Regions from separate parts of the Homo sapiens genome. Here region 2 is linked to region 1. The links are chromatin contacts, found by Hi-C in ENCODE. All regions are on one chromosome and are shown on one strand. Each heading gives the region's core, a stretch centred on a gene start or an enhancer-like site at or near the end of the contact. The rest is flanking DNA. Distances are from core to core; before and after follow the strand shown. Region 1 holds the start of ZWINT (ZW10 interacting kinetochore protein). Region 2 overlaps CISD1 (CDGSH iron sulfur domain 1).

Region 1 (6,907 bases), core at 504-3,003:
TCTGCGTTTCTCCATGGCCATTTGTTTCTACAGATAAGCAAGGGAGAAAGACCAAGAGAAGTCTATTTTTTCTGGCTAGAATTTTGGGAGATTGCAAGCTGGCACAACTCAGCTTGCTCACTCTTTCCCTCTTCCTTTCTAACTGCCCTTCCCTCCCTGTACTCAAGACCCCTGGGTGTACCTTGGCCTGGAGCTGCTCAAAGGCTTCCCGGAGTTGTGTCCGTTTCCTCTGGGCTTCCTCCATCTGAGTCAGGGCCTTGGTGAGGCCAATTTTGATGGCCTCTACGTGCTCCCTGTAGGTGGCCTTCAGCTCTTTCCATTGTTCCTTAGCTGCAATTGCCTTCTGTCCTGAGATGAGCCACCAGGAATGAGTACATGAGTGAGGGTGGCCTGCTAGCCTGCCTCCCTGCAACACTGGGCCTCCTTCCCATCAGCCAAATGGGAGACCTAACTGAAATCCTCCTTCCTTCCCCACTCAGGTCAGCTGCTACTACAATCCCCTGCCTACTCACGGCTCGTGTCTTCAGAAGCCAAGGGGTCGAGACCCTTAGCAGTGTCCTCCTGAGCCAGGATGTTCTGCAGGAAATCCGCTACCTGAAGCTGGCTGCAGAGCAGCTTGTCTTTCTTCTGAGAGTCCTGCTCAGAGGGAGGGCAGAGACAGGGAACATCCTTACCTCCTTACAGGTTTCCTTAAGTCTGCTCTCTGCCAGTGCTGCCCTGTATCTCAGTAAGAGGAGCCAGGACCAGACCCTGGCTTCTGAAAGGCTCGCTCTCATCTTGTACATACCACCACAAACTCAACCAGGATCTTGGCTGGCAGTTCTGCCTCCTCCTGCAGGCCTACAGGTTCCAAGATGCCTGCCACCTCAGCCAGGACCCTGGAGGGGCAAGGAAACACAGGAAATTGCAGTTTCTTGTGGTGCTAGTTCTACAGTTCGTGTGTGTACACAAACAAATGTGGATGTGTATATCAGTATATATAGTATTGAGAGTCTTGCCTTGACCAGAGTTTACACAAGGGCCTGAAGGGTCCACAGCCTGCAACCAGGAATGGCGTGCATGGAGGGCACACGGTGGTAATACGTGCCAAAAGGAAAATCAGCAGGGCTAGTGGATAAGGAGTTTGAGAAAAGAGCTGAAATTTTAAATAGGGAGTGTCTCACTGAAGAGAAATCATTTGAGTCAAGATGTGAAGGAAGCCAGGGAGATATGCAAGGAAGGGGAAGAATGCTGGGCCTTGGGATCCCTCCTGGCGCTGAGCACCAGCCTTGGGGCAGAGTCTTGGAATAGCTGAGAAAGGACTCAGGGCAGAGGGCTGGATGCCTCGGTCTACTCTAGGGTTTTTCATTATTAGGGACTGGAGCAATCTACGAAGGGGCAGGGATGGGGATGAGAAGTGACTGGGAATGTGTCGTGTTGGGACAAGAAGACAGAAGTGAAACCGTCTCCTAGAGCACATCCTGTGGATTATGTGGATGTGGGGAGCGGCGAACGGTCCCCCAAAGGCTGTACTCCTGGAGCAGGCAACAGACACCTCAGGAACCTAAGACGGGACTGCGGTGAGGATCACTTCACGGCAGGGTCGAACCTCAACAGCTGTACAGGGTCGAGGGCACCAATCATTACACATAGGGGCCCACAAGGTCCTCCCAGGCCCGGCCCCAGCTGCCACTTAGCCGCAAACACTTACTCTAGGGCTGCAGCTTCCGCCTCTGTCTCCGCTGCCTCCATCTTTCCAGGCGCCGAGTTCAGCTGCCTTCCCACAATCCCTAAGATTACTTTGAAGTCACAGTCGACTTCGCGCCGGGGCAGGCGATTGGCTGCAGAGGTTAGTGGGCGGGCATCAAGGACCATTGTGCGCTCTAATTGGCAGGCGCGGATTCGCTCGTTGGCGGGCCTCGCTGCTTGGCGCAAGCGCGGTTATGGCTAGGCGCGCACGGGCTCTGCGCCTGCGCGCTAGTCCTTACGCGGTGCCAGAGACTATAAGTGGGCTTGAGCTCGACCGCGCGCCTGTGGAAGTTCTTTCTCTACTCGAAAAAGGGAAAGCATTTCCTTGAGTTTGCGTTTTAAGGGAAACTTACAGCATTGACACTTTATTTAAAATATTCACTACTGCTGTAGAAAAAAAAAAACAAAACCCCGAAAAACAGTGGGGCTGTTTCTAAGACGCTGGGAATCAGTAAAGAATAGTGATCCGGGAGATACAGGAAGCAAATGATCTGCGCTCAAAAAGCGAGCTGCTTTCAAAGATATTAGTATTTTATAGATGCGATGCAGGAGAGTGAACTCAAGCAGAGCCCAGCCGATTGCCTGCGTTGGCAAAATAGAACAGATATTCTGGGGAGACCAAGGTAGGTAATGTTCTTTGCAGAGTACAGGAGAAAGATAACTGCTGAGAGAGAACTTGGTATTCATTCAGCTGAGTACTGAGCAGTATGTGTCTCAAGAAACTAGCTAAAAGATTTTTAAAGATACCAGGACATGGCCGGTCGCGGTGGCTCACGTCTGTAATCCCAGCACTTTGTGAGTCTGAGGCAGGTGAATTACGAGGTCAGGAGTTTGAGACCAGCCTGGCCAACATGGTGAAACCCCCGTCTCTACTAAAAGTACAAAAAAAATTAGTTGGGCGTGGTGGTGGGCGCTTGTAATCCCAGCTATTCGGGAGGCTGAGGCAGGAGAATTGCTTGAACCAGGGAGGCTGAGGTTGCAGTTAGCCGAAATTGCGCCACAGCACTACAGCCCTGGTGACAGTGCGAGACTCCGTCTCACAAAAAAAAAAAAATACATATATATATATATATAAATATATATATATGGACATTACAGAGGGTCAGAAATAGTCTCTATTTCCACTAACCAGGCTGGAAAACTTCATAGTCCGTAGGACACTGGACAGAGTACACACAAAAAAGTCTTGATTTGATAGTTGTTTACTAATTATTTAGTAGGCAGTAATTAGTCCTAGCTGATCAGTGCTGTAGTGCCATCTAACTCTTAAAAGTAAGACCCAAATGGATCAAACTTAACAAACCATGACAGATGACAAGACCAAACTTCAGCAGTATTTATAGAAATAGAAAAATGTTCACCAAAGGTGCAATTTACATATGTCATACAAAGAAAAATTACCAAGCTTGCAAAAAGAAAAAAAAAAACACATAATGAGGAGAAAAATCAATTGCTGATCAGAACTGAAGTAATGTTAGAATCAACAGGCAAGGACATTAAAACAGTTATTGTAACTATATCCCATATCTTCAAAAAGATATCAGAACTATAATGAAAAAGGTAAGTGGTGCTAAGGATGTAAAGAAAGTGGAATTCTCATGTTGATGGAAATGTAAACTGGTGCATAGGCTTTGAACGTAGGGTTACCATATGAGTCACAATTTCATTCCTAGTTATATATCCAAGACAAATAAAAACATGGGGACACAAAAGTACACAAACCTCTATAGCAGCATTATTCACAAAAGCTGAAAGGTAAAAACAACCCAAAGGCCCATTAGCTGGTGAGTGAAAATGCATACTTTCATTCAATGAAGTATTAATCAGTAGTAAAGAGAACTTTATTACATGCTAAATAATGGTTACTACATGCTAAAATATGAACCTTGAAAATATACTAAGTGAAAGAAGCTAATTACAAAAGACCACATAATATATTATTTCATTTATGTGAAATGTCTAGATTTGACAAATCTATAGCAACAGAAAGTAAATTTATATAGTGCTTGTCCAGGGCTGGGGATTGGTGGGAATGAGAGGTTGAGAGAGTATGGGGAGGGACTGCAAATGGATATAGTGTTTCTTTTAAAGGGATAAATAAAATGTTCTACACTTCGGTTATGGTGAAGGTTGTACAATTCTATACAGAAAACCGCTAAATTTACACTTTACTGCTGTCATAAAAGCTGTTAAAAAAGTTAATCAAAGACACAAAGCTTGTAATAAAGACCTAAATCAAACTTGTAGAGGTGAACACTACAATGTGATAGATGGAATTAGATGGTATTAATATAGTATGTTACACATTGCAGAATGAAAGTGAAACACAGCTCTAGAGAAACTACCCAAAATCAATCACAACATTAAAAAATGAAAATAAAGTAACATGAACAAATCAATGGTGAGCTGTGAGACAACTTCTAACAGCCTAATAATATACTTGAAAGTGGAGTCTCAGAGAGGCAAGGGGAGAGGACAAGAAAACAAGTAATAAAGACCAAAAAATTTGAAATGTGATGAAAAATATAAATTCATATATTCAAGAAGCTTCACAAATCTCAAACACAAGAAATATTAAGAAAATGACATCAAGTTATACCATAATTGCATAACTCAAAACCATTGATAAAAAATTCTAAAGTAATAAGGGGTGTTGGGGCACATGTTACATAGAAACAAAGATAAGGATTACGGGAAATTTCTTCTTGGAACAATGCAAGCAAGACAGTAGAGTAACATCTTTCAAGTACTGTAAGAATAAAAAAAAGTCAACCTTGATTTCTGTTTCCAGCAAACAGCTTTCAAAAATGAAGACTAACTAGGCTGGATGCAGTGGCTCACACCTATAATCCCAGCACTTTGGAAGGCCGAGGTGGGCAGATCACGAGGTCAGGAGATCAAGACCATCCTGGCTAACACAGTGAAATCCCCCGTCTCCACTAGAAATACAAAAATTAGCCAGGCGTGGTGGCGGGCACCTGTAGTCCCAGCTACTCGGGAGGCTGAGGCGGGAGAATGGCATGAGCCTGGGAGGTGGAGGTTGCAGTGAGCCAAGATCGTGCCACTGCACTCCAGCCTGGGTGACAGAGCAAGACTGTCTCAAAAAATAAATAAAAATAAAAAAGAAGGCTAACTAAAGACATTCTTAAACACACAAAAATGGAAGGAAATTTTCAGCATAAGATCCCACATGAAACAAGAAGTTCTTCAGGCAGAATGAAAATGGCATTAGCTTCAAATCTGAATGTATACAAAGGAGTGAAATGTGGTCCTGGCTACTTAGGAGTCTGAGGTGGGAAGATCACTTGAGCCCAGTTCAAAGCTGTGATGAGTTGGTCATGCCATTGCACTTCAGCCTGGGTAACAAAGTGAGACCCTATCTTTAAAGGAAAAAAAATTGTGATGTGGGTTTTATAACATATGTAAAAGTAAAATGTAGCACAAAGTGTGGGAGAGAAGAAATAAAAGTAAATTTATATGCTTGTATAGTTTCTCTGAAGTTTTGTTATCAGTTGAAGGTGAACTGATGAGTTAAAACTGTGTTCTAGACTCTCTGAAGCAATAGTGCCAACACACTTTAGAAGGGCTACCAGTGAGTCATTTCCTTGTGTGATTTCTTTCTTTCTAGTGCAGATAGAAATTGTGACCAATAGAATACAATAAAGGTGATGGGATGTCATTCTATTGATTAGGTTGCTTGTTAGGCAGAGGGGATAGCATGCCACTCTCATGCCTCCATTTCCATGTATAGCAGAAGCTTAGCAGACTGCACAAAAAAAAGAGGGATTCTCCTTCTGGCCTGGAAGAAGCATACAACCATGTTGTAAGTTGCCTGTGGTAGTTATCACATGGCAAGGAACTCTGAGTGGCCTTTAGGACCTGTAAATAGACCTGAGCTGATAGCCAATGAATAGATGGGGCCCTCAGTCAAACAGCCCTGAGGGGATTAAGTTTCTACAAATAATCAAATAAAAAATAACGCTACTCAGTTAACATCGTGATTGAAAACTTGTGAGACCTTGAGCAGAATGCAAAACCTTGACCCAGTGAAACTGTCTTAAAATCTTGACTTGTAGAAACTGTGAGATAATAAATGTGTTTTTTTAAGATTCTAAATTGTGATAATTTGTTACATAGCAATAGAAAACTATTATAAACTTCTAAAACAAAGAATTGTAGGTAACAAATCAATAAAGGAGATAAAATATAAACAACTAATCCAAAAGAAGGCAGAAAAAGTGAAGACGAACAAAGAAAAAAATGAAGAGAATAAAAAACAAATAGCAAAATGATAGGTATAAGCCTAAGCATATGTGTTATCACCGTTAAATGTAAATACCTTAAATATACCATTAAAAGGGAGAGATTATTAGATTGGATACCACAGCAAAATTACGTTAAGTACACTAAATATAAAGAAATAAAAGGATGGAAAAATACCATGCTAATATTAATCAGATGAAAGCTGAAGTGGCTATTTTAGGGCATATATATACACACACACACACACACACACACACACACACACACACACACACATATATATGTATATCTATATATATATATCTATATATATATAGATATATAGATATACATATATATATTTGGGCAAAAGGCTGTCACCAGAAATAAGAAAGTGATATTATCATGATAAAGGGGTCAATTAATCATGTGAACTTAATCATAAATGTTTTTGGACACCTAATATGAGATCATCAAAATACATGAATCAAAAACTGAACTGCAAGGAGAAATAGATAAATCCATAGTCATTGTTGAGATTTCAATAAGCCACTTACAATAATTTATAGAACACTGAACCTAACAGCAGAATAGTCATGCTTTCCCAGTGTATACCCAATAGTCAAGTCCATATTATGGGTCATAAAATTAGCCTGAACAATTATAAATGAATAGTACAATGCAAAATATATAGTTTTTTTGTTTGTAAACGATCTAAATAGCCTCCTACATGCATTGAATGTGATGTTGTATGCTAATGTTGCAGTCTTTTTCTTTGACTTAATTAACTCCTAACATCTTTAGATTTCTGCTCAAATTTTTCAGACATGATCTAGATTATTGTTCAGATTTTTCAGACATGATCAAACCTTCCTTCACCTATATGCCTATATCAGGCCTCCTTACTATAGGCTCACAAAGCTCTACAGACTTTTTA
Region 2 (7,788 bases), core at 813-3,312, 1.9 Mb after region 1:
AGATGGAATGGGCCAGAGAGGTTAGAATAAAACTAAAAATATCATAGCTTCAAAGTAGAAGAGGGAAAAGTTTCAATGATCTGGTACTGAACATTGGCCTGTGCAAAGACAGCTACATGAATAGACAAGACTATTAGATTAAGCAATTGCCATTTTGGTGTCATTTCAACGGAGTAATTAGAATAGAAGCTATGTCCATGTGAGTTAAAGTGCAAATTAACTAATAAAGAAACGACAGAAGTCTATGTCATATTTTCCGTAGATGCAACAGTGAATGGAAAGAAAAGTAACATAATTGCTTGAGTGAACACTACAGCTTGGCTTTGAGATCAAGTAAAGGGTGTTTGCTTTGATTGGGTTTTCCCAGAGGGCAAAGAATCCAATAAACTAAATATGGGCTTTCATGAACTAAGATCTCAAATATTTCAGGAAGAATCACCAGTGGACACAAACTAGTGGTGTAAATGTTTATTAGACTTTATAATTCAAAACATTCCAGGATTATTCTTTCATTTTACAATTTAGAGTTTCCAGATGGTTAGGCCAGGGACTGCCATTTCCTGTAGGTGGACTGAGAGAGGACTAAGAGAGGGAATGAGACCAGTCATTTTATTTCCAGTTTTCTCATGCCTTTTTTTCCCCCTCTGGCTTATCTTTTATGCTGTTTAGTGATCCTCTTTGTGTCTTGAATTTGTCAGTTCTGAATTTTCATTGCATCTTGGGCACTTATTCCTGCATTAATCAATTAACAGTTTGCTTTGAATATTACCCAAGTTAACAAATGTTGTTATTCTTCAGAGACTTTTGGAAACTCCCCACATTCCTGTGGTTCTAAGGTTATCACACAGGTGCCAAGTCACACACTTAAACGCCAGTTCACAAAGACTAATTAATACCTTTGATTAAGTGGCTACATTGAGTTTATAGTCAGTAATTTTTCCCTCATACAAACCAGTTGTATTTATAACAAAATTTAAACATCATTTTACCAATGGAAAAAATGTTATATGCGATACAAATTTCAAATCTAATTCATTCTTAAGGTGCAGTCACTAGTAACCTGTTGTGTGTCTGTAACATCTTGAGCAGGTTTCCCAACCCTAATGAATCAGATTTCTTAGTAATGTGCAGAAATTACATTTTTTAAAAACATATCCCTCCCTTTTGTCCAGTGCTTCTCTTGCCAGCATTGGTATGTCATCTGATGTTTCAGAAATTGGCTTGGCTTTTTTTTTTTTTCTTTTTCTTGAGAGAGTCTCACTCTGTCACCCAGGCTGGAGTACAGTGTCGTGATCTCAGCTCACTACAACCTCCACCTTCTGGGTTCAAGCAATTCTCGTGTTTCAGCCTCCTGAGTAGCCGTGATTACAGGCATGCACAACCATGCCTGGCTAATTTTTGTATTCTTAGTAGAGACAGGGTTTCACCATGTTGGCCAGGCTGATCTTGAACTCCTGACCTCAAGTGATCCACCCGCCTTGGCCTCCCAGAGTGCTGGGATTGCAGGTGTCATCCACTGTGTCCGGCCCAGAAATTGGTTTATTTTATAGTACAGGCTTCCCTCGGTGTCCATGGATTGGTTCCAGGACCTCCCATGGATACCAAAATCTGAGAATGCTCAAGCCCCTGATTTAAAATGACAGTATTTGCCTATAAGCTATGCACATAATCCTGTATACTTTAAATTATTACGTCATCTCTTGATTGCAAATAATACCTAATACAGTGTGAATGCTATGTAAATAGTTGTTATACTGTATTGTTTAGAGAATAATGACAAGGAAAAAAGTGTACATGCTCAGTACCCATACAATTATTTTAGCGAGTATTTTCTATCAGCAGTTGGTTGCATCCATGGATGTGGAACCCACAGATACAGATGGGGCCAATTGTATTTCACAAAAGGGCTATCCATATTTGAAGTGAGAATGAAAGGAGCCAGTATAGAGGAAATGATTAAAGTGACTACAGGGAAAGATACTATTTGAGTCAGCGGTATCTTGACAAAGGGTGGAAGGAAATGAGAGTAACAGCACAGATGTGAAACTCAGCCTTAAAAAGGAAGAGATAGTCTTACTTTCGAAACAAGAAGATGAAAGGACTCTGATGTAAGAGGGAAGGGTATGGGATGTAGTATTGCTAGGTTCCTTTCCCTGCAACTTCAGGTTGGTTACATCACTTGCTGAGTTGTATGACGGCCACCTAGGAGGCAGTTCAAACAAGGACAGCAAAAGAATACAGACTAAGAAGAAAGAGAGGAAAGTCTTACCAGTTAACATCAGGAGCTGAACTGAAATTGAAATGAAATGCAACTGGACATGTTTAGACTCATTTTCTTTCATTTACAGGGTAAGATTTGAGTTAATGATACTTTTGTTTTGTCGTTGGTAGTAGGCTTGATCCTGGGTGTTTTTTTTTGGCGGGAGGGTGTTGGGGGAAAAAGAGAAATCCTCCATCCTGTTAATGGCTTAGAAGTGCATTTTACTGAGTCTTTCTTCATAAAAACGATATTCTGAATGTTGGTGACATTCCTTGGCCAATCCACATAAAGACAGTCTTATAAAAATCTTAATTTATCTTTGTACATTTTCATATTATAGCTACTGTCTTAGGTTTATTGAAATAGGTACATAAGAATGGTATAAAATGTCATAATCTCTAGGTTAGTCTCAAAAATCTCATTACTTCGTTTTCGTTCTCAACCAAAGCAAGCATATTTTTCTGGACAGTTTATGGTAATGAGCCAAAATGGTGCCAGGCAACTTCCTTGGGACAGAAAATCAAAACTCTAATACAAAGTACGAAGTTCAGAGAAGGAAGATAGTCTTTAAAAGAAAATTGTTTCAGGTGGAAGAGATAAGTCAAAGAGGAGCATTTATTAAAACAGAGGCATAACTTGAGATGTGGGGCCATTAAAAAGAAATGTTGTGTTTTTATGAAGATCCATATAGCATTGCTAGCTTTCCAGGTGGAGAGCAAGGACCTCCACTGTTTTTTCTACTAAAGCTTTATTCCAACTTCTTCTAACCCTTTCTTCCCCCACTTTTAAAGATATTTGGGATTTGTAGTGTTCAAATTGGGTTAACAAACATAAAAGGATGTTTTCTGGACATAAAGGAAATTTGATTTACAGACTTTTTCCAGGATTTGTTAATAAACAAACGCTGACATCTTAGAATAAATTAAGTATCAATACTACACGAACTGAATTTAATATTCTTTGTGTTTTTTTCATAATTTAAAACAATTTAACAAATTTCAAAATGTTTAATGAAAAAGTTAATAAAATTCTCATATTTTTGTACATTATTTAATGTAAAAATTACTGTACTTCCTACATTGTATTTGAAAGTATATAATGCCAGACACAGTCGCTTAGGCCTGTAATTCCAACACTTTGAGAATGTAACAGCCAATGTAGTGAAACCTTGTCTCCACAAAAAAATGCAGAAATTAGTTGAGTGTGATGGCATGCACCTATAGTCCTAGCTACTCAGGAGGCTGAGATGGAAGGATCCCTTGAGCCTGGGAGATTGAGGCTTCAGTAAGCTGCGATTGCACCACTGTGCAATCTAATTTAATCTCTTAAAAAAAAAAAAAACTGTATACCCACCACATATTATCTTTCTCCTGCATAGATCAGAAATAAAGCAAGACACATAAGGCAGTAATTCCTAGGGTTAAGTGATATAAAAAGTACTATTAAAAAATACGTCTCTGCACAAAATTATTTTTAACACCTAGTTTGCATTATAAAGGCATAAAAGCTTTATACACTTTAATCGCATGAAAGTTTATTAACAAATAACCAGGATAAACTACTCATTGCTTTTTAAAGAAATATGTGTTTGCTTTTAAGAATATGAAGAAACAGGCTAATTTCAGTTTTTAGGCAGAATTGGGTGATGAGAAAAAATGTATTCTCACTTTTGATATATGACTTTCTTTATATTTTGTAAGATTTTCTTTGTATATTTTTTCTATAGATTTCTCTCCTATTCTGTATATGGAGGAAAATAATTTGAGAAAATGTTAGTTTCTAATATTTTCAACATAAGATTAAAAAATAAAAGTTAAACATGCCATTTCAGTAAGTTATTTAGAAATATTTCATTTTTCAGAAATGTTGCCTGCATGGATTTAATTTATAGTGAAGTGTTTTGTGTGTGCTATTTATAAAAAGAGTCTTTACAATGTAAACTTTTATGCTCACTGTAAAATCATCTGTGTTTGTTTATTAAACATATGTCACTTTGAAATGCTGTACTTTGCTGTGGGATACATTTTAGTTTAATTTTTATCGCCTCTTTCCTCATCCATGCCAAGAAAAAACTGAAAGCTTGACTTTATGTTTTTGCATCAAGGCTTGTTTCTAATATGAATATACTGTGTACCACATCTTATTGACCTCAAAAAAAGAAATAATATAAACTTTACATATATTACATTTACACTGCCCTCTACGACAGGATAGAATTTATATCTGGAAATATAAGATATGCCAATACCTTGAGTTTTTCTGTAATTTTTAGCTAATTTAGTGCCTCTTGCAATTATTTACAGATAGATTAAAATTTGATTACTTTAACATTAAGTAGCCTTTTGGATATCAAAGTTTAAGATTAAATACCATCATTGTGAAGTTTCACTGATCTGTTATGCTCCCTTCACTGCACGTAATGAGGTACTTGTTACTCATAAGGCTAAGAATCCTCTTACTTTACTCTTCTAAATAGGCTTCTTCAAAGCAACAGTGTACCTTAGACTAAACAGTGAAACTCTAGATTCTAGAGTGTAGATACATTCAAAACACCAAGATTAAGGCAAAGATGCTAGCTCTTGTCATTTGACATGAAATAGAAATAAAAGATACAAATATAGAGAAACAAAAAAATTACTGATAATTATTCCTTCTAAGTGTAAAATCCTGAAGAGTTAAGTGAAATATTATTAAATTCTTATTTTTTCATTTTACAATAGAGGATATACTTGTTAAAAATGATTTTATATAGCAAGAATGTTCAGATATGAAAATAAATTATAATAGTGATTAAAAATATGACAGAAATAATCTTACCAGAATATACATGAGATCTGAGGATGAAAACTACAAAAGAAATTAAAACTTGGCAAAAAACATTCTCAAGCTTATCTGGAGGAATAAAGTGATAAAGTTTAATAAAGTTAACAGGCTGGGCGCGGTGGCTCACACCTGTAATCCCAGCACTTTGGGAGGCCGAGGCAGGCGGATCACGAGGTCAGGAGATCGAGACCATCCTGGCTAACACGGTGAAACCCCGTCTCTACTAAAAATACAAAAAATTAGCCGGGCGTAGTGGCGGGCGCCTGTAGTCCCAGCTACTCAGGAGTCTGAGGCAGGAGAATGGCGTGAACCCAGGAGGCGGAGCTTGCAGTGAGTCGAGATCGCGCCACTGCATTCCAGCCTGGGCGACAGAGCAAGACTCCGTTTCAAAAAAAAAAAAAAAAGTAAAAAAAAGAAACAATGAAGGAAAACTAGCCCTACAAAACACTGAAATGTTTAAAATGCAAATATCCCAGCGTAGTAGGCCGATCAACGTAACATAGAACCTATAAATAGGTGCTTTTACATGTAGAATTTATTTTGATAAAGTTACGAATAAAGGTAATAATGTGGGAAGCAATAGCCTCCAGTAATGCTGAAGCAACAGGATCTTAGAACAGCGTTTGCAAAGTGTGCTCTACAGAAAACTATGATAATAGAAATCAAAATTTAAAGTGTCCATAGTCCAGTCACCTTGAGAAACTCTGGGATAAAATTGTGTTTTTTATAGCAAAATTAAAATAATGTGTGCTGTGATTCAAATGGGCTATATGATATGTTTTTTTAACACAGAATGAAACCAAATCAGAGTGTCTTGCAGGATTCAGGTTCTTTGGACCACACTCTGCAAAACACTATGTTAGAAATTTAGTTTTGTCCCTCTCCCTCCCACTGGACACCAAAACAGCAGTTATATCTAAAATGTGAATTCATGAAAATGAATGGAAATTTGTATTTCTCACATCTCTAGAAGAAAGCTGTCTCCATGAATGATGTTAAAAAGGGAGATATTGACATATTTGTATGAAAGTGGAGAAATTGAGAATATGAAAAAATAAGCAAAATGAAAAGATTTGGGAAAGACTGCTGCAAAAATAACAGAGGAATAATATGCAGTTGATTTATTTTTTATTTTTTATTTTTATGTTTTTTGAGACCAAGGCTGGAGTGCAGTGGCACAATCTCGGCTCACCGCAACTTCCCCTCCCAGGTTCAAGCCTCAGCCTCCTGAGTAGCTGGGATTATGCGCACTCGCCACCATGCCTGGCTAATTTTTGTATTTTTAGTAGAGACAGGGTTTCACCATGTTGGCCAGGCTGGTCTTGAACTCTTGACCTCAAATGATCCACCCACCTCAACCTCCCAAAGTGTTGAGATTACAGGCATGAGCCATCGCGCCTGGCCGCAAATTGATTTTAAATAAATGAACTTAAACTCTTAGAAGTAAATAGGCAATGGACATGTTCACTAGAAAGGAATGTAACTAATATATAAACATAAGAAAGGCCTTCAACACTCATCACAATCACACTGAAATTCAATAAATGATGTGTGTATTATGCACAAGTCAATTTCTTCATCTTACTAAGTAGCATATGTAGTTTACATATGCTGTTTAAGAAAGCCTATATAAGATAGCCAAGAAAATCTTTATGTTATATGAATTAAGCATCACCTTCCACTCTGCCGAGCATAATACTGATTTTGAGATTAGATGTTTCACATTCATTCTTTCTCTTCCTAGTTCCCATTCTGTGATGGGGCTCACACAAAACATAACGAAGAGACTGGAGACAATGTGGGCCCTCTGATCATCAAGAAAAAAGAAACTTAAATGGACACTTTTGATGCTGCAAATCAGCTTGTCGTGAAGTTACCTGATTGTTTAATTAGAATGACTACCACCTCTGTCTGATTCACCTTCGCTGGATTCTAAATGTGGTATATTGCAAACTGCAGCTTTCACATTTATGGCATTTGTCTTGTTGAAACATCGTGGTGCACATTTGTTTAAACAAAAAAAAAAAAAAAAAGGAAAAACCAACCTGCATGGCCTGTGGGTTATTTTGGTCTTGTAAGGATCCATTTCTTTAAAATACTGACATATAGAGTTGTACCTTATATAGAATATAGTTGTATCTTGAAGTCAACATATTAAATTATTCTCAAAATTATGTATTTGCAGATTGTACTTGTAAGTTTCAAAGAAAAATTACCATCTTTTCATATTGACCTGGAAACTAAATAGGATGTGATTCAGCTACATTAATTTCTTAATACAATCTAGGAAAGACCTGTTGTAGCCTTGATTTTCTTGACATTGGTAATGACACTGAGAAAATATGGCTTCTGTTTTTCACCGTTTTCAATCAAAATGATTGATAAATGTTATTCTGTTTAATTTCATAAGTCAGGTCAATAATAAAGGGGTGGTAACTTCCTCATATTTATCTTCACAGATATTTAATGAAGATGGATCCATTAAAGGAGCCAATAGTGAAAATTTAGTTAAAGGTGATATTAGATTTAAATTAGTCATGAAGAATGTCTTAAAATCTAATGTTCCAGAATTCTGGCCCAAGGAATGGTAAGCACTTGAACTGAGGATTTTGAAGGAATTGGAACATATAATGTCAAGTCTTTTGATCACTAAGCCACATATCCTGACAGAAATAGTAGTCACAAGATTAGATCAAAGGCGTGGG

Evidence for each region. A loop is a pair of places that touch in the nucleus more often than their neighbours do. Pooled maps may share reads with other maps.
Region 2: a loop to region 1 is called in a pooled map, with 7 times the contacts of the local background. The contact joins the enhancer-like site here to the promoter of ZWINT in region 1. A Hi-C loop is called at or near these places in 6 of 50 pooled maps.

Annotation. Positions count from the first base shown.
Region 1 is chr10:56,359,506-56,366,412 of GRCh38, forward strand. ZWINT (ZW10 interacting kinetochore protein) reads right to left here and starts at 1,754. Exons shown (of 9, transcript NM_007057.4): 1 at 1,691-1,754; 2 at 788-878; 3 at 513-636; 4 at 182-348; 5 at 1-27. The coding sequence starts at 1,731. It overlaps LOC124902546 (a long non-coding RNA gene), which reads left to right and starts at 1,954. Exons shown (of 2, transcript XR_007062372.1): 1 at 1,954-2,351; 2 at 4,520-5,214. RefSeq lists enhancers at 1-838, 1-724, 1,464-2,203, 1,552-1,721 and a silencer at 1,812-2,021.
Region 2 is chr10:58,280,734-58,288,521 of GRCh38, forward strand. CISD1 (CDGSH iron sulfur domain 1) reads left to right here. Exons shown (of 3, transcript NM_018464.5): 3 at 6,828-7,788. The coding sequence ends at 6,917. Among named protein-coding and RNA genes, the nearest start is that of CISD1, 15 kb to the left of the region's middle. Within about 2 kb of position 2,063, at least 6 of the 41 ENCODE cell types and tissues checked have a DNase peak (open chromatin) inside an H3K27ac peak, as active enhancers do.